2 separate regions of the Homo sapiens genome follow, and region 2 is linked to region 1. A link is an interaction called in ENCODE POLR2A ChIA-PET data of the cell type or tissue named here. Cell type or tissue: Panc1. All regions are shown on one strand.

Region 1 (2,500 bases):
ACCGTGTCCACCTGGGGGCTCCTCCACCCATGGGAAGCTGCCCAGTGAGCTGGGAGGCTGGTGAACAGCGGGACACTGCTGGCCCAGAGCTATTGTGACTGGGCTGCAGCCCTGGCCCAGCACATCCATCACCATGGAAATGCCTGTGGCTCTGCCCAGTGCTTCACATACAGGGTGAATGTGGAACAGTCCCTGCCTGCAGGACCTTGGGTCTTTCTAAACTGTAGTTTTGTAATCTGTAAAACAGGGGTGTTAATCCTCACTTAAACCACAGCGTTGTTCTTTTTGTTTTGTTTTGTTTTGTTTTTTGTTTTTGAGACAGAGTTTTGCTGTTGTCACCCAGACTAGAGTGCAATGGCGCAATCTCGGCTCACTGCAACCTCCGCCTCCTGGGTTCAAGCAATTCTCCTGCCTCAGCCTCCCAAGTAGCTGGGATTACAGGTGTCCGCCACCACGCCTGGCTAATTTTTGTATTTTTAGTAGAGATGGGGTTTCGCCATGTTGGCCAGGCTGGTCTTGAACTCCTGACCTCAGGTGATCTGCCTACCTTGGCCTCTCAAAGTGCTGGGATTATAGGTGTGAGCCACCGCACCCAGCCCCACAGTGTTGTTCTGATGATCAAATGAGAGAGTGATGTGAGAGCTCTGTAACTGCAAAATGCTGTTCATATGGATTCTCGAGGGGGTGCTGTTCACTGGCCAGAGAGGGTCACGGAGGTCAATTCCATCACAGTCCTTGCCCTAAGGGGCTGGCACCACCCACGAGGCCCTCCCCTGCAGCTGGGAGACTGAGAGGCAGGAGTGTGAGTCTCTGTGTTTGTCCAGATGTGGATGTGGTAAATTTCCAGCATCAGAGTGACTCAACCTCAGAGATTAGCAGTTTTCATCTGAAATCAGAGTCAGAGAAGGCTGGGCCCTTACTGGTGTGTGTGTGTGTGTGTGTGTGTGTGTTGGAAAGTTGGGCTATGTGGATACTAATTTTGGCTACACCATTATCTCGCTTCATGACCTTGAATATGTCACTTCCACTTCGAACCAAAATCCCTTCCTCTGAAACAGGAGCTGGAACAATTATCTGAGTGAGTGTGTGTGTGTGTGTGTGTGTATCTTTGCAACCTTTGAGAAAAAGTAATGGCTGCCGGACTCGGTGGCTCACGCCTGTAATCCTAGCACTTTAGGAGGCTGAGGCGGGCAGATTACTTGAGGTCAGGAGTTCAAGACCAGCCTGGCCAACATGGTAAAACCCTGTCTCTACTAAAAATACAAACATTAGCCGGGTGTGGTGATGGGCGCCTGTAATCCCAGCTACTTGGGAGGCTGAGACAGGAGAATTGCTTGAACCTGGGAGGTGGAGTTTGCAGTGAGCCAAGATCATGCCCCTGCACTCCAGCCTGGGCAACACAGCAAGACTCCATCTCAATAATAATAATAATAATAATAATAATAAAAGATGCTGTTGTTCCAGCATCAAGGCTCCTTCCTCACTGGGCAAGAGGAAGGTACTGAGTCCACGACAGATTGAACTTTTCAGGGGTTACCTGAGAAACAGAGTCATTCCAACTTCTTACCTGAATCCAGCTTTGGGATTGAGAGGGGGCCACAGCTTTGTGCTGCTCAATGGAAATGGTGATGTGAGCTGCAAGGGAGGGAGCTTGGCTTGGTCACTGTCGGCAGTGCCTCTTTCTTCTGCCAACTTGTCTGTCCTAAACACATCCTTCCCTGGCCCTGGACAACCCTCTCTTGCCTCTAGCTTCCTGAGATAAGTTATGGGAAGGCTACTGGGCTTGGGGGTAGGGGGAAATGCTGAGCCTGCAGAAAGAGCTAAATGTGGGAATGTGAGGGCCTGAGGTAAAATAGGATTTCTTTTCTTTCTTTCTTTCTTTTTTTTTTTTTTTTTTTTGAGACAGAGTCTCACTCTGTCGCCCAGGCTGGAGTGCAGTGGCATGATTTCGGCTCACTGCAACCTTCGCCTCCCAGGTTCAAGTGATTCTCCTGCCTCAGCCTCCTGAGTAACTGGGATTACAGGTGCACGCCACCACACCCAGCTAATTTTTGTATTTTTGGTAGAGACAGGGTTTCTCCATGTTGGCCAGGCTGGTCTCAAACTCCTGACCTCAGGTGATCTGCCCACCTCTACCTCCCAAAGTGCTGGGATTGTAGGGGTGAGCCATCGCACCCGGCCAGAATAGGATTTCTTAGCTCCAATGGAATCTGTCATCTTTGAAGGATGACATCTTTAGATTACAGCCTCCTCTCTCACCGAGGTTCTGAATAAGAAATGACCACATCATAAATAGCTCTGAACTTCTGCCACACCTTTGCTGAAGATGTGGATCATCATGGGACAGTACACAGCAGGTGGGTAAGAGCATATGCCTCGCAGCCATCGGCCTGTGTTCAAATCCCCGCTTTGCCATCAATTCACTGCCTGATATTGAGCAAGCGGGCTGCTTTGAGCCTTGGTCGAATCTGGCACGCAATTGAGAATAACATATGTATTT
Region 2 (2,500 bases), 66 kb before region 1:
AGACTCAGCTGTCCTCCTCCACTCCTCTCTCCAGAAAACTCCACTGCCATGAGCATGGAGGGAAACAGCCTTGTCCCCCAGGACCACAGCCCTGTAGAGTTCCTGTGAATGTGCACAACTCAAGCAGGCTCTCCCCACGGCCTACGCCAGAACACAGGGCAGGAGACACCAAGGGCTCCAGCCCAGCCGAGGATTTCAGGGCTCTCAGGAACGGATGAGCAATGCCTTTTTAAAAAGTGATCAGTAAAGTGAAGCAGCCGAAGATGTGCTGAGTCCCAGTGGTGTCTGAAGGGTGCTGGTTGGGGCTTGGGAGAGGATGAGTATTTTTGGGGAGAAACAAGGATGATTTGGGGCCCCCTGGATTTGGTGGGCCAGGCCAAATAGAAGTGAGTCAGGCAGGCTGCTGGTAAATACAGCAGACAAATAGGCTTCTCTAAACAGCATGTAAGGCCGTGGATTTGGAGGTTTGTAATAAGAGGTTGCAGAAAAGCAGGGAACTTAAATCGATCCTAGAAACAATTAGGAATCTACTTCTACCCTTCTGCTGTCGCATGGTGTAGCAATATTGGCCCAGTGCCAGGGAGGGGAGAAATTCTCAATTCAAATGCTTCGGCTGCTCCTTCAAGATGAATTTGGTTTTTCAATCCACTCAATGTCTTGGGAGCTCTAAATCTGTCTTGTATAAGTGATGTGTTGTCTGCAGTTGAGAGCATCAAATCAGTGCTGAAAGAGCATTATACACTGAAAACCTGTATCAGTGTAAGGCATTATTATTACTCTGTTACTCAAGCGGAGGGATGTCCTGCAGGATGGAAAATTGAGGCAATTGAGGCAAATATTCAAAAAATATGTGTCAAATGACTTTGTTACACATTTCTTAAAAATCTGCAAAAATATGCAATATACTTACTGAGAATATTAATGTGAGGTTGGAGGCAGAATAACTCATAGAATTTTAGAAGGGGCGTTCATAACCATCTATGGAGGGTGGACTTGAGGATCTCATGGAAATCATGGCTCCTCTCAGAAAAGTGCACAAAACACAGATTTATGAAGTTACACAGAATTTTTATTTCTTTATTTAAAAAAAAATAGAGACAGGGTCCGAGAGGCTGAGGCAGGAGAATCGCTTGAACTTGGGAGTTGGAGGTTGCAGTGAGCCGAGATCGTGCTGCTGCACTCCAGCCTGGGTGAGAGAGTGAGACTCTGTCTCAAAACAACAACAACAACAACAACAACAAACAGAGACAGGGGCTTACTGCTGCCCAGGCTGGTCTTGTCACAAAATCCTGGCCTCAAGCAATCCTCCTGCCTCAGCCTTCCAAAGTGCTAGGATTACAGGTGCTCAGTCGGAATTTTTAAATATATATATTTAAATATATACACAAATATATATATATATTTGTGCATTGGAAATTAATTTCCTTCACACATTCAGAACATTTATAAAAACTTTACAAAGAACTGCCTCTCAGGCTGGGTGCAATGGCTCACACCTGAAATCCCAGCACTGTGGGAGGCTGAGGAGAGTGGATCACTTGAGCCCAGGAGTTTGAGACCAGTCTGAGCAACATGGAGAAAACCCATCTCCACTAAAATAAATACAAAAATGGCTAGGCACAGTGGCTCACGCCTGTAATCCCAGCACTTTGGGAGGTCGAGGCGGGCAGATCATGAGGTCAGGAGATCAAGACCATTCTGGCCAACATGGTGAAATCCCGTCTCTACTAAAAATACAAAAATTAGCTGGGTGTGGTGGCGTGTGCCTGTAATCCCAGCTATTTGGGAGGCTAAGGCATGAGAATTGCTTGAACCTAAGAGGCGGAGGTTGCAGTGAGCCAAGATCGCGCCACTGCACTCCAGCCTGGTGACAGAGTGAGACTCTGTCTAAAAAAAAAAAAAAAAAAAAAAATTAGCCAGGTGTGGTGGTGTGCTCCTATATTCCCAGCTACTCGGGAAGCTGAGGTGGGAAGATCACCTGAGCCTGGGGAGGTCGAGGATGCAGTGAACTGTGATCACACCAATGCCCTCTAGCGTGGGTGACAGAGTAAGATCCTGTCTCAAACAAACAAACCCCCCAAAAAAATGCATCTCCAAGTCTCTTTTTTTTTTGTTTTTGAGGCAAAAGTCAGTAGCCAATATTTGTAACCCCCAAACTTGAAACTATCCAAATGTTCAATAGAATGGAAATATACAAATTTAGGCATAGGCCGCTCTGCCTACAGAGTAGCTATGCTTTATTCTTTCACTTTCTTAATAAACTTGCTTTCACTAAAAAAAAAAAAAAAAAATTTAGGCATATCCACACAATGAAACCCTATGCAGCAGTAAGAATTAACACCATAAACACATGAGAAAATATAAATTTCACAAACATGTTGACTGAAAAACACAAAAGAATATATGCTCTATAATTCCACTTACTACAATAATCAAAATGAATCTATGGTATTAAAAGTCAGGATAGGCCGGGCGTGGTGGCTCACGCCTGTAATCCCAG

Evidence for each region. Peaks named below come from ENCODE experiments on the same cell type or tissue, not always from the same donor. Only the 100,000 strongest peaks of a DNase experiment are listed, where the experiment ranks them.
Region 2: POLR2A ChIA-PET joins it to region 1 with 7 read pairs; 2 of 35 experiments call an interaction of 5 or more read pairs at or near these places.

The regions. Positions count from the first base shown.
Region 1 is chr2:26,733,659-26,736,158 of GRCh38, reverse strand. No RefSeq gene overlaps it. Among named protein-coding and RNA genes, the nearest start is that of SLC35F6, 29 kb to the left of the region's middle. In Panc1, no CTCF peak of the experiment used is centred here; no DNase peak of the experiment used is centred here; H3K27ac peaks cover 1,523 bases.
Region 2 is chr2:26,799,615-26,802,114 of GRCh38, reverse strand. No RefSeq gene overlaps it. Among named protein-coding and RNA genes, the nearest start is that of CENPA, 15 kb to the right of the region's middle. In Panc1, no CTCF peak of the experiment used is centred here; no DNase peak of the experiment used is centred here.